Linked DNA regions of Homo sapiens: region 2 is linked to region 1. A link is an interaction called in ENCODE POLR2A ChIA-PET data of the cell type or tissue named here. Cell type or tissue: PC-9. All regions are shown on one strand. Each heading gives the region's core, and the rest is flanking DNA. Links, peaks and the distances in the headings are about the cores only.

Region 1 (7,562 bases), core at 1,581-6,580:
TGCCACCACGTCTGGCCAATTTTTGTATTTTCAGTAGAGATGGGGTTTCGCCATGTTGACCAGGCTGGTCTTGAACTCCTGACCTCAAGTGATTCACCTGCCTCGGCCTTCCAAAGTGCTAGGATTACAGGCGTGAGCCCCTGTGTTCATTTTATTTTTCGTTGCACAATTTTGATATTTTAAATGTAATTTTGTTATAATTATAGGTACACAAACTTTTATGTGTTAAGATCATTGTTTTGTATAAAGTTAAAATTAATTTATACATACTTTTGATTTAAAAAACCGGTTAATATTAAGGAATTACTTGTCTTTTACCTGGAAAATAAATATTATATTAAAAAAACATATAATGTAGCACTTTTACCTGCCACGCACTCTTTGATAGTTGCTACTTCACTGTACACTTTTTGTCTGTTCTTATTGGCTTATTGCATGGAAATAAGGTGATCTACTTGGCTTTTTAAATTTGCTAAAATTGTTTTGTGTTGCTATGATTTTTTCTTGATTTTATAGAATATTATGCATATTTCTACATTGGACATGATTTTCTACATGTTTGCCAATTCATGTTAACTATATGCTTTAGGCAAAGACAAGAAAGGAAGCTGCAATCTCTCTCGTGTGGACAGCACAACCTGCCTTTTCCCGGTGGAAGAAAAAGCAGTGGAGTATTACTTTGCTTCTGATGCAAGGTGAGCTTCCTTAGTTGATTCAAAGAGATTTTTAGTAAAACTTCTCATTCTGCAGGAAACCCAAGAAGTCATTGTGTATCAGTCTAGTTGTGCTCTGTGAGATAACTTTTTAAATTAAAGAAATACAGGTGACCATTTTGGAGATGGGGCTGTAAGGACACTTTTTCTGTCATTTCAAAGTATGTGGGTCAGTTTACTAAGAACACATATACTGCTTGAGACTTGTTCCAGTGTATTTATTTTAGAGCTCTTACATTTTTTTCCTTCTTATTTCAGGAGCCTTATCCAGGTTTTGAAGGGAGGAGATTCTAGATTGAAGAGTAAAATGGCTTAGTTAGTATCCCAATAGTTATAGCATAGTTGCTAAACTATTGTAGTTTTAGTCTAATGTAGATACTCATCTTTTACATTTAGAATTAATTTGCAGCATAATCATTTTTATAAAGGGATAGTAGTAGACTAAGATATTTTGAGAGAAAATGCAGGGGGATGTTTACATGCATTTGTAAATGAAATAGTAATGAGGATAAAATAAAATCACCGAAATTGCAAACAAGTATTTGAGTCATCCACTGTACCTGAAAATAAGAGAAAATAATAAAAATAAGAAAATAATGCCATTTAGGACATCAGGGAATATATTATCTCAGTGGGAAAACAAGCTTTACTCTTTAATGTTTTTACAGGTGTGTAAGGTGTGTAGTCAGGGCTAAGATGTGTAAGATTACACAGTTGACAGTTATGGCTTAAATACACTGGAATTACAGAAACATATCAGCCTTTTCTCATTCATTTATACATTCATATTGAACACTGGGTGAAGTCATATGCTAGCGTCAGGAGATAATGGTGAGTAAAAATAAAAATATTACTTTTCCTTAGGAGCTCTTCCATAGTGAGGAGGCAAATTTTAAACAATGATCACAGAAGTGTAGAATTCCAGCTGTGACAAGAGCTGCAGAATGCTAGTAACAGAGTGATTTACCCTTGGTGGGTAAATTTCTTTAAGGGAATGATGTTTGAACTGAGAGTTAAGGAGAGATTAGGAGTTAATTAGGTTAACAGGTAGAGGGAGGAACATTCATTCTTTGCAAATGGCTCAGCCTGTGAGAGTTTAGGATGGCTTTGAGTGTGGCCAGAATAGAGAGAGTGAGAGGAAGCTTGGGGGGAGATGAAGCTGGAGAAGGAGGTATAGGGATTACGGTAAGGCACTTTGTTGTCTCTCTGAGAGCCAAAGGGAAACTGTCAAATGGTTTGTTGAGTGAAGGAGAAATCTTTATTAGAGTTGTTGCCTTTTGATATCAATTTTGGCAGAAATGGAGGATGGACGGAGAGAGATCAGAGAGAAAGTGGGTGGACTAATTGGGAGATCGCTGCAGTAGTCCACCCGAGGAGCTGATGGGAGCTTGAATTTGTCTGGTGGTGGACATAGAAACTAAGAATATTTGGAAGTTAAAATTTCAGGACTTGGTAATGGATAGAATGAGGAGGAAACAACCATGCTTTCTGATCTAATCTGTTTGGTTTAGATTGCTATGCAGAGTTCCTTTTATTTTTTGTCCACAATGACCACCTTCCCCATACTTTCCTGTAGGGGTTGGCATTAGTAACCAGAAAATTCTCTGAGATACTGCAGAGTGATAGAGTTTATATTGAAATTTGGTTCTTGTATCCAAATGATAGTTTCATTTGTAATAATGATCCTTGGTTATCGATTGTAATATCTCCTTGAAAACTTTATAGTGCTGTCATAGAACACACCAATCGCGTCATCTTTCTGGAAGATGATGATGTTGCAGCAGTAGTGGATGGACGTCTTTCTATCCATCGAATTAAACGAACTGCAGGAGATCACCCCGGACGAGCTGTGCAAACACTCCAGATGGAACTCCAGCAGATCATGAAGGGTGAAAGTTTTTGTCATGTTATAGCTTGCTGTCCTTACTGGAAAGAATATATTCTACTTCCTTTCCTAGCATATTAAATCTAGTAATGAATGATGAGTGGAATCTTCCACATGATTAGTGAAGGGACAACGCTAGGAAAAGGGATGATTCTTTAGAGAAATTATCTGCTGTTTTTACAATCGTCTTCAAACTAATTAATGATTTGTTATTTGTAACATTATAAAAAGGTTATTAACACTTGATACTTTAAAGATACTTTATAAACATAAAAATAGTTAATGTTCTGTTCCTTTTTATTCTCTTTGTGCTTTAGTTTTCTTATATATAACATGAGGATAATATAGCCTGCCTCATTAAGGTTGTTTTGAGGATTAAGAAGCTACTATATGGCTGGGTGCGGTGGCTCACACCTGTAATCTTAGCACTTTGGGAGGCCGAGGTGGGCAGATCACCTAAGGTGGGGAGTTTGAGACCAGTCTGGCCTTGCCAACGTGGAGAAACCCCGACTGTACTAAAAAATACAAAATTAGCTGGGTGTGGTGGCGCATGCCTGTAATCCCAGCTACTCGGGAGGCTGAGGCAGGAGAATGGCTTGAACCCGGGAGGCAGAGGTTTCAGTGAGCCGAGATTGCGCCATTGCACTCCAGCCTTGGCAACAAGAGCAAAACTCTGTCTCAAAAAAAAAAAAAAGAAGCTTAAAACAGTGTCTGACACACTTAGTCGTATGTAATATTTGCTTCTGTTAACTATTATAATTATTATGATTTGGATTATTTTATTCCTTTCTGATGGGATTGTGGTAGGAATAAAAACTAACATTGGCCAGGCACGGTGGCTCATGCCTGTAATCTCAACACTTAGGGAGGCCAAGGTAGGAGGATCACTTGAGCTCAGGAGTTTGAGACCAGCCTGGGCAACATAGTGAGACCTTATCTCTACTACAAACTAAAAAAAAAAAAAGTCCAGGTGCACTGGCTCACACCTGTAATCCTAGCACTTTGGGAGGCTGAAGCAGGCAGATTGCCAGAGCTCAGGAGTTCAAGACCAGCCTCAGCAACATAGCAAAACCCTGTTTCTACTAAAAATACAAAGAAAATTATGGGCATGGTGGCATGTACCTGTAGTCTCAGTGACTGGGGAGGCTGAGGTGGGAGAATCACTTGAACCCAGGAGGCAGAGGTTGCAGTGAGGTGAGATCGTGCCGCTGCACTCCAGCCTGGGCGACAGAGTGAGACTCTGTCTCAAACAAAACAAAACAAAACAAAACAAAACTATGAGCCGGGCATGGTAGTGTGTGCCTGTAGTCTCAGCTACTCAGGTGGCTGAGGTGTGAGAATTGCTTGAGCCCAGGAGATTGAGGCTGCAGTGAGCGGTGATCTTGCGGTGATCACTTCAGTCTGGGTGACAAAGACCCTGTCTCAAAAAAAAAAGTAAAAATAAGAAATAACATTTATTGCATAACTCTATATATATATATGTCAGATTTTTTGCTTTATTAATCCATACTACAATCCATACTGTGAAGTAATTGGTCTCTTATTTTATAGATTAATAATTTCCCCAGTTTAGATAGTAAAGGATAGAACTACAGTTTGGGTGGGTTGCACTCCAAAACTTAAAGCTTGTCCCAGTTGACTGAGTGCGGTGGCTCACGCCTGTAATCCCAGCACTTTGGGAGGCCGAGGTGGTTGGATCATGAGGTCAGGAGTTCGAGACCAGCCTGGTCAGTATGGTGAAACCTTGTCTCTACTAAAAATACAAAAAATTAGCCGGGCGTGGTAGCACACGCCTGTAGTCACAGCTACTCAGGAGGCTGAGGCAGGGGAATCCCTTGAATCCAGGAGGCCAAGATTGCAGTGAGCCTACATCATGCCACTCCACTCCAGCCTGGGTGACAGAGCAAGACTCCGTCTCAAAAAAAAAAAAGCTTGTCTCATTCACTTGTTGTAACTGCACATTTCAAGTATGAAGTTAATTAAAAGTGACTTTTACTGTTATTTTTTTCCACAGAGTAAAATATGTTCACCCAATCTTTTAGGCAGTCATGTCTATTGCATGAACTTTTGTTATATTTTATTTACCAAGATTATATTAAAGGAAACTTTTAGTTGTGTACAAATTCTTTTATTTGATTTGTTTTTGTTTTAATTATGTGATTTCTATTACTATAGGCAACTTCAGTTCATTTATGCAGAAGGAAATATTTGAGCAGCCAGAGTCTGTCGTGAACACAATGAGAGGAAGAGTCAACTTTGATGACTATACTGGTAATTACATATGAATTATTTTATTATTTCAGTGTCTCTGACAGTAGGAGGTGCCATTAACAACCTGAAAGTTCATTGCCCTTAATAGCCTTGTAGAACAACTACAGCTGCCAGCCATCAGTGGAGCCCAGCCATCTTGGAAAAAGTTCTTTAGTGTGTGATTCTACCTATATAAGATATCTAGAATAGTCAGATTCACAGAAAGAGAAAGTAGATTAATGGTTACCAAGGGCTGTGGGGAGGGGAAATGGGGAGTCACTGTTTAAAGGGTACAGAGTTTCAGTTGTGGGATGATGAAATTACAGAAATGGATTGTAGTGATGGTTGCACAATAATGTGAATGTGCTTAATGCCACTGAATTGTACATTTAAACATAGTTAAAATGGTAAATTTTATGTGTAGGTCACCCACTGTGTACCAGGGACTGTCCTAGGTACTGTGAATTCTAAGAAGAATAAGACCTGGTCCCGTTGCTGGGCAGCTTATGTGTATCTGCCTGGCCTAGGTTTCCTTTCTGAGTGTATAAATAAGTAAAAGTGTGAACTTCCCCAGAGGTCTTTCAGTTATTTGCCTGATGCCTTTGGATAACCTGTACCCTCCTGCATTTTTAAGGTAGAGGTGAGAGTACAACACTACTCTTTTTTTTAGGATGGAGTTTTGCTATTGTTGCCCAGGCTGGGGTGCAGTGGTGCCATCTCGGCTCACCGCAACTGCTGCCTCCCGGGTTCAAGTGATTCTCCTGCCTCAGCCTCCCAAGTAGCTGGGATTACAGGCATGTACCACCAGAGGAATTGTATCTGCCTCTGTAGACAGAGGTGGTTGTTGAAGATGGTTGAGCTGGAAGAACTGGGAGAGTAGCAGTAAATTCTTTTATGGTATTTATGGAAATGAGGTCAGGAAAAAGATTTGTTTTATAAGGGAAGAAAATGAGACAAACTTTGGGAAGTTCACGGTTTTAAAAAGTACTTTTGGCTGGGTGCAGTGGCTCATGCCTGTAATCCCAGCGCTTTGGGAACCCAAAGCGGGAGGATCGCTTGAGCTCAGGAATTCTAGACCAGTCTGACCTCCTTTTTACTAAAAATTTTTAAAAAATTAGCTGGGTGTGGTGGTGGGTGCCTGTAGCCCTGGCTACTGAAGAGCCTGAGGTGGGAGGATTGCTTGAGCCCTGTAGATCGAGGCTGCAGTGAGCTCTGACTCCACCACTGCACTGCAGCCTGGTTGAAAGACCTGTCTCAAAAAAAAAAAATAAAAAAGAGTACTTATATCTGTATTATGTACATAAAAGTTCTGTAATAAAACAGGATAGCTGTCATCTTTTTTGTTGTTAGGATGAGGAGATTGAGGCTTTCAGTTTGTCAAAGGTCACATTGTTAGTCATTTATTGAACCAAACTACTCCCCATGTATTCATTGTTCTAAGTGCTCTCCATCCCCTCCCCTGTCCATCAGGCATTCTTTCTTTTGCCTGTAGTGATGGCTTACCTCATCTCAAAAGGGATCAGGCTTTTCTCAAAAGCATCAAATTTAGAGCTTTGGGCAGCTTCTTTCAGAACTATCCCAACTATCCTCAGCCACCAGAAATTTCTAGGACTAATTTTAAGGAAACAACCGTGGCCAGCTAATCTCACTGTCTTACATCCATGTCATTCTTTGTCATCATCTGCAATACAGGTCTTTCTGGTAGTTGGTCTGCCTTTTTTTTTTTTTTTTTTTTTTTGCTTTGCTTTTATATTGAGTCTTTGCCTTTGCATGACCCTGATCCAGCCTTTTACTGCTGTTTCCTTTCTTCTCAAACATTTGTAATTAATGCCAAGGTCTGTGGAAAACACTGTAGGCAGAGGTACACAAACAGGCTTGGTCTAGTGCAGTAACAGCAAGAAGGCCAGTCTGGCTGGTGTGGCCTGAGTGAGAAGGGATGTGCTAGGTCAGAGTAAGCAGGAGACAGGTCTTATGGGACTTGAAGGCCAAAGTAAGTAGTTCGGATTTGATTATAAATTATTTGGGAAGCTAGTGACACTTTTTATTTTGTTTGGTTTTGTTTTCTACTTGCTAATTTTTTAAAATAGAGAAACATACCTTCTTTCATTATTGAAATTCAAAACGGAGAACATATAATTATTCAAAAGATAAAAAGTAAAACACATACCTTGGTTTTATAGTATAACTAACTAAGATAAAAAAGAAGGTGGACTGGCTGGGCGTGGTGGCTGACACCTGTAATCCCAGCACTTTGGGAGGCCAAGGTGGGTGGATTACTTGAGGTCAGGAGTCCGAGACGAGCCTAGCCAACATGGTGAAACCCTCTCTACTAAAAATAGAAAAAAATTAGCTGGGCGTGGTGGCTCGCGGCCTGTAATCCCAGCTACTAAGGAGGCCAAGGCTGGAGAATCGCTTGAACCTGGGAGGTGGAGGTTGCAGTGAGCCGAGATTGCACCACTGCACTCCAGCTTGGGCTACAGAGCAAGACTCTGTCTCAAAAAAAAAAAAAAGGTGAGGAGATGAAGAGAGCAGGGGCAGAGTAGACAGACTGAAAATGGTTCAGAGAGAGCAGCAGGATGAGGCCCACGAGGAGGTACCTGTCATTCTCCTCAGCCAGATTTGGAATTGTTTGAGTCCAGAAGCTCTCAGTGCCTTGACCACTATATTTACTTGGTGGGTGATTAGGGAATTTTAGTTGACCAGTTGAATGAATG
Region 2 (7,562 bases), core at 781-5,780, 350 kb after region 1:
AAAAAAAAATTTTTTTTTTGAAATGGAGTCTCTGTCACCCATGCTGGAGCGCAGTGGCGCGATCTCGGTTCACTGCAACCTCTGCCTCCTTGGTTGAAGCAATTCTCCTGCCTCAGTCTCCTGAGTAGCTGGCCACCATGCTTGGCTATTTGTGTGTGTGTGTATTTTTACTAGAGATGGAGTTTTACCATGTTGGCCAGGCTGGTCTGTAACTCCTGGCCTCAAGTGATTCTCCTTGGCCTCCCAAAGTGCTGGGATTACAGGCATGAGCTGCTGTACTTAGTCAAAAATTTACAGTATTTAAAAAAATGAGATGCTTCAGATTTTTCTAATGGTTCTGCTAAGGAATCCTGCTAACATTGCTTCATCCTAATGAGCTATTAGCACAATGAAATGCTAGGCCATTAAAAGTGACAGTCACATGAACTAGATATCAATACATGAAGATATTTATAAAATAATGTTGACAAAACTGAAAGAGTTGAAAAAAAAACACTGCACACAGTAGTTTATAAACATTGAAAGCAACACTAAAAACCATATATATATACATAAATCATGAATACATACACAGTAAAAATTATATATAATACATTGCCTTCAATGTTTATAAATTACTCTGTGTGTTCTTTGTTTTATAAACACCACATCACACACACACATACACCACTTAACAGTTATAATTAAAATGTAAAATAATGCCCAACATTATGAGAATGATTTAATAAGTTTTGGATCAGTAATAAAATCTATGTAGCCATCACAAATAAAGCACATGAAGCCTGTAAAACATGAGAAAGTGATATCATTGTGCATTCTTACAAAAAATAAATGTACGATATATGCAGCTTATGTTGGCAACTATGAAAAATGTTCATATGGATAAGAGCTCAAAAGTAAATGTTACAAATCACATAGTGTTAAAAACAAACAGTAAATTGAAGGGGAGGCAGTAGATACAGTGAGTGTAAAAAGTTAACTGTGAAGCTATAAAATGGGCAATAGTTGGGGTAGAGTTGGAGGTAGGAAAGAAATACAAGGTTGAAGGAGCTTTTGTGTTTGCTTGTTTGTGTGATTTTTTTTTTAAGTTGGGAGTTAAGCAGATATCCTTGTCTGAAAAGGGAATAAGGAAATGTAGAGGCTGGCAATGAGAGAGAGAGACAGAAAGAAAGACAGAGAGAGCTAGAGAGAGTTGGATTTAGGGGTTAGCATTGACCAAAGAAATGAATTATTGTAAGACAAGAGTTCTGTTAAAGGCTTACATGAATGCCATAGTTCCATTAAGACTCACAACTGTGATTTTGATATTATGCTCCTCATTCTGTGAATGAAAATCTGACAGTTGCCAAATATCTTTGTTAAAAATACATGTGCCTGTAAGGGATAGAGCTGGGATGTTCCTTCGCCCATGTCACCCATTGAGACAAAGGAAAGCTTGCTGATAACGTCTGTAAGTGGGAAGGTGAGGAGCTGAACAAGTTTTGAAAGTTTAGGTTTAAACCTGATAATCCTTTTTTTTTTTTTCTGCAATTTTTTCCATGACTGGAATTTCTAGGAACTAGATTTTCTGAATCCCATTCATAACACGGTGCTTGGCTTTGTTATTTCTTTATTCTACTGCAGGATGTTGACTTTTGTGTCACCAACTTGCAATTTGTCTAGTTCCTTTGAATCCTTTAAATGACTGTGTAACTCTCATGTTTAGATAAGTGGATGATGGGGATTCTTCCTTTGACTTACATAAGGGCTGAAGGTCCTTGAATTCCAACAAGGGGTTGCTGCTTTATTTACTGTAAAATTACTTTTGCAGAGCAGATGTATAAAGCAAGTCAGCAGGAAGAAATCACTTGAATGAAAGTGTTGTAATTGCATTTGGTTTCCAAGAACGTTGTTGGGCTCCTGTGGACATCTATGCTCTGATGGGTGGAGTTCTCATGGGGAGCTGAGCCCCACGAGATCCACCAGGGCCTTTTCAGTGGCTCTCAGGCACTCTGTAGAGCTTCATGTGCCTGCCCATGGGCTTGTCTTCCCCAGAGCTTGTGAAATAGGAGAAGTCAGTGCAGAATTCTGGGGAATCAGATTCTCAGATGCCTCTTGAATATGGCATCAAGTACATTTAGGGTCAAATGCAAAGATCATCTACTAGTCAAAAGTCTAAGAGTCAATTCAATTCATCTTAAGTCTGAGTCATTCTGAGTCCCATGAATGAAGAGCGTTAGGGAAACATACATGCATCAGAACTCTGAACAGCCATCCCCTTTCAGCCCCTCAAAAGGCTTGAACTTGCATGTGTCCACTCTCAGTGAGTTGCTGCCAAACTAATTCATTTACCTCCCACACCATAGACACCTTCCCCACTTTGAAGTGAAAGGGGTTGGAGAGGGAGCTAAGCTAATGCTAAAAGCCTTTTTAAAGGGCTCTGACAGCCCTGGAAAGGGGAGACAGGACCAACACGAAGAGGGAACTCTGGTGAGTTTAGGGATGAGAAGATTCTTTAGCCACCAGGGTTCTGCATGGCTTCAGTGACCGGTGGAAATATTAGCATTGGCCAGCCTTCTGCCTCCCTACTGCTGCAAAATAAACCATCCTAAAACATGATGACAAAACAATGAATTATTATTTCCCATGGTTCTGAGGGCTGACTGGAGCTCAGCTGGGAAGCTCTCATTTGGGGTCTCCCATGTGACTGCAGCAAGATATCAGCTGGACTCTGGTCATCTGAAGGATCAACTGGGCTGGACGTTCAAGTGGCCCACTGGTATAGCTAACAGCGGATGCTGGCTGTTGGCTGGAAGCTCAGCTGGAGTTGTAAATTTTGGCACGTACTTGTGGCCTCCCCATGTGGCTTGGGCTTCTTCCAGCTTGGCCACTGGTCTTCAGAGGGAGCGGTCCTAAAGTGAGCATTCCAATGACTCAGGCAGAAGTGACAAGTCTTCTTATGTGTTAACCTTAGGAATCTCAGACTGTCACTTCTGCTTCTCTATCTTGGTCAAGGGAAGTCACAAAGTTTAACTTAGATTTGAAAGAAGAGAATTATACTCTACTTTTTGATTCATGGAAAAGCATGCCAATAGAGTAAGGGAAGAAATTGATGGAAGCCATATTTGACTGCCTCCCACAGCCTGAATAGACTTCAGCCAGGGCACTATAGCAATGGGTCTGGAGTGCATGTAATGAAATGACACAAATGATTATTAAATGCTTAATATGTATATGTATCACACATCATTGCATTTTATCTTTTCCACAACCCTATGCAGTAGTGGGGCAGATTGAATTTTCAGCTCCAATTCTTCACCACCCTCTTTTGCCATCTAACTGTTGAGTGCCTTTCACATGAGAAGTACACAAAGGGGTTATTTACCTGCACCACCTTGACTTTTGGCTTGATCGTAAAACTTATTTTGGCCCAAGGGATAAAAGTAAATGTGATGCAAAGAGGGATTTATGTGGCAGACCATGCTCCATGAGAAGGGCTTCTCCCTGGAGGTGCTGCCCTTCCACCTGTAGCCAGAATGAGAGGCATGGCACACATTGGAGCCAGATGGACTTATAGCTTGAAGGAGAGATGCTCAGCCAAGTCCAGCCTCAGTCAGCTAGTTTCCAGCTACCTGCCCATAGATGGATGCAAAATGCTTGTTATTGAATGCTACTAAGATTTTGTTGTTGGTTGTAATAGCTGACAACAGTAGGCATTATTAACTCCATTTCCCCCCTGAGGCCCTGGGAAGTTAATTAACTTAGCTAGGAACCAGTTTTTGAATCCAGCTCTGGCTAATCCACTGCCCCACACTGTCTGCCACACGGGTATCATAGGCAGGTGTGGCCAAGCCCCTAGGAAGTTCTTAGAGATTGCTGACAATTTTGATCTTGGGGGGTGTGTGGGTTGGGAAGGAGGTTGCTGCACTGTGTTTCACTGTTTATTCAATAATTTCCACTGAAGAGATGAAAAGCTGAGTAGGGAGGACCCATCTCCGTTGCTCAAGCATGAAAGAGAGCATTGTTGATTTGACTGCCTTGTGCAATTAGCTAAAGAACTCAAAAGGCCTGGGAGGGCGTCGGTCTCACTGAGATTAGCTCGTGTGTGTGTGTGTGTGTGTGTGTGTGTGTGTGTATGCGTGCGCCCCAAAACTCTGGCGCTTGATACTCTTGACAATGAGAAATAAGGATTTAGCATTCATCTAAGACTTAGCTTTTGTTGTTGATGCAAATTAAAGCTTTTTTTTTTTTCCATAAGCTATGTTTGCTTTCCCACTGAATGATATTTGAATAAATGTCTGAGAGGAAAATACTGGAGTCAGAGAGAGAGCCAAACCTGAGACCTGGTCCTGGTTTGGCCTGGGTGGTTCTGAGTGAGTCCCTTTGGCTGGCTAAAGCTCAGTCTCTGCATGGCATCATGGCATCTGCCCGCGCCACCTCATGCCATGAGAGGCAGATGACACCCCCACAGTGGAGAAATGCACACCTTCATCCAACAGGTGGTAGATGAGCAAATCTGCATATTTCTGGAAAATAAATTATTAATTCATATCTAAGACCTAGATAGTTGATTTTTAATCTTTTTTTGTCTTTTTAATAAAAAAATGCATGTGGGGCCTGCCTCTGTTAGAATCTGGCCGCAGTCTGTCCAGGTCACTGCTAAACATGGCCATTGTTCACTGCAGCCAAGCCAGACCAAAGACAGAGACATCAGCAGCTCAACAATTGCCCCTCCCGTTCCTCAGCTTCAGGGTCACCACAGGCCTATCACACGTACCAGTCCCACTGGCCACCAGCCAGACCCTCAAAGCCTCATGACAAGGCCATGGGTGGTGTCTGCCATTGACTCATCTCCCTTTCTAGCCCCTGGCCAAGGCAACATTTTAAGCCTATATATTAACTCCCCTCTCTTCCATATTCCCTTTGAATTGAACAAATAATACAAAAATAGAGTAAAAATTTGTCCTAGCAGTAGAATAGATGAAGGATGCTATTGAAAAGCCAAAATCTAAAAAGTTTTTGTTACTATAATACAATGTAGGACCAGTCTGAGGGAAGTACCAATGAGCTCATGATTAAAAAAAAAACAGTACCTGAACAGTACATTAATGGGACTTAAAGCTAAGCCCCAACGGGGCTGGATGTAAAAGCAGGACAAGGAGCATCTAGATGCAGTCAAACCTCTAATCTGCAAATGATTCGTGGTCCATGCCAGCAGGAGAGCAGGTGATTGAAGCAACAGCCCCAGCTTCCATTTCACTCCGGTAACCTGCAAGTCATTTCAGCAACAGGGTTATGATGAGAATTGTCATTGCAGGCAAGAAAGGGGCCATTGCCCAAGCCTAACGTCAGCAGCACCGACAACAACCTGTCAAAGAAAACATTTGGCATGGTGGGAATGTTTCCAACATTGAGGGTGCCTCTGGCGAGACCTCTACCCCAACACAAATACTGCTGTGTTCAGAAAAGGAGAGGACAGAATTGAAGGCAGTTGCCCCTGGGCAAGGTCTGACTCTGCCCATGACATCAGGATTTTCAAGAGTAATAGGTGTGCAGGGTGTGATGGGCTTTGACACTTGTTCCAAGCAAGAGAAGCATGCTGATGTAGGGAAGACAACAGGGGTGTCAGTTGCTTTAATGGTCCCCTAACTAGAGAATCCTATTAGAAGACCAAGTTAAGTGTAGGCAGTAACCAAAGTTGTGCTCAGTTGGGACATGCCTGCTATGCTAAGGTCCTCTGTTTTGGGGCTTTCTGCATATTACTCACACATAATATGTATCAAGCAAAGTAAAAAATTCAGAAGATTTCAGGGGGATTTTAGTTGTCGAAATTAATGAAGGTGGGGGACACACTACATACCCAAGTTGTTTGAAGGGATGTTCTGCTAACTTTGTTCGATTGTGTTTACAGCTGCATGCCATGAAAACTTGTCCTGTGTTCCATCTGATTGTAATTTTCTGAGATGAGATATGAACTTGCTTCCAACATAAAGAAATTGACTTTGTAACTTTTTAGTAGGCACCAAAATTTTCAGGAATGCATGTAAATTTAGGGAAGGCTGTATTTCCTTTGTTTAGAACACTATCAAGAATTGTTTGCTGTTTCGGAAAAATCATGTCATCAGTGCGACACAGCTTGTGACACTTAAGCTGTTGCCAGCAGATACTTATATGAGTCTGCATTTCATGGAGCTTCCACTTCCTGGTGCAAACATCTAAATATTGAAGTTTTTAATATTTTATTTTTGTGAATTTGAACTGTCGGAAACTGATAGAAATCTCTTCCCATTTTGTAGCTTTGCTAGTTTCTTTTAGCATTTCCAATAGATTTTTTTTTGGTGTTATATATCTTCAATCTATGTAATTTTGTTTCTAAAGTTGACTTCAATATAGATTGAATGTTTTGTTATCCCAAAGGACCTTCTATTATTTTATTCACTAATTTTGCCACAAATTCTTCTTTTTGACAATATTACCACCCCTGATTTTATTATTTATTTAAAATGTATCTATACATTCTTTCCAATTTCTTTTTTCACATATCAGTGTTTCTTTAGTTTTGTCTTTTCTAATATCTAGATTTTTAAACAAAATCTCAATCTTTATCTTTGAATAAAGTAGTTCAATCTAGTCACTTTAAAAACTTGTGAGTTTGAAACAATTTCAGATTTATAGAGAAGTGATAAAGACAGAGTTTTTATGTACCTTGCTCCCAGCTTCCTCTAATATGGATGAACATCTGAACATATATATATATATACATATATATATATATATATATATTTTTTTTTTTTTTTTAGATGGAGTCTCACTCTGTTGCCTAGGCTGGTGTGCAGTGGCGTGATCTCGGCTCACTGCAACCTCTGCCTCCTGGGTTCAAGTGATTATCCTGCCTCAGCTTCCTGAGCAGCTTGGACCACAGCCACATGCCACCACACCTGGCTAATTTTTTGTATTTTTGGTAGAGACAGGGTTTCACCGTGTTAGCCAGGATGGTCTCCATCTCCTGACCTCGTGATCTGCCTGTCTCAGCCTCCCAAAGTGCTAGAATTACAGGCGTGAGCCACCGCACCCGGCCCCCAATCTGAACATCTTAAATAACCATGACACAATGATCAACACTGTGAAATTAATGTTAAGACATTGTTAAGCAATATTATGAAACTACCATTGTTATAATATTGTTAACTCACCTACTGATTTTCTTTGGATTTTTTAAACCAGTTTTTTCATTAATGCCTTCTTTCTGCTCTAGGATCCAAGACAGGATCCCACATTGCATTCAGTCATCAGGGCTCCCTAGTTTTCCCCAATTTGTGACAGTTTCTCAGTCTCCTTGTCTTTCATGACTTTAGCAAGTTGAATTGGGTTCTCCAGTAAGATGTGTCCAAACCCTAACCTCTGATACCCCTGGAAGAACTTATTAGGAAATAGGGTCTTTGTGGACATAACTAAGTTAAAGATTGCAGGATGAGATCATCTTGGATTTAGAGTACGCCTTAAATCTAATGACTTATAAGAGAAAGGAGAAGAGGATTTGAGACAGAGAGACATGCAGGGGAGAAGGCCGTGTAAAGACGGAG

What was found. Peaks named below come from ENCODE experiments on the same cell type or tissue, not always from the same donor. Only the 100,000 strongest peaks of a DNase experiment are listed, where the experiment ranks them.
Region 2: POLR2A ChIA-PET joins it to region 1 with 6 read pairs; 2 of 35 experiments call an interaction of 5 or more read pairs at or near these places.

What each region holds. Positions count from the first base shown.
Region 1 is chr2:69,343,211-69,350,772 of GRCh38, reverse strand. GFPT1 (glutamine--fructose-6-phosphate transaminase 1) reads left to right here. Exons shown (of 20, transcript NM_001244710.2): 10 at 590-695; 11 at 2,439-2,602; 12 at 4,774-4,869. Among named protein-coding and RNA genes, the nearest start is that of GFPT1, 40 kb to the left of the region's middle. In PC-9, for the core only: no CTCF peak of the experiment used is centred there; no DNase peak of the experiment used is centred there.
Region 2 is chr2:68,990,324-68,997,885 of GRCh38, reverse strand. No RefSeq gene overlaps it. Among named protein-coding and RNA genes, the nearest start is that of ANTXR1, 19 kb to the left of the region's middle. In PC-9, for the core only: no CTCF peak of the experiment used is centred there; a DNase peak (open chromatin) is centred at 2,905.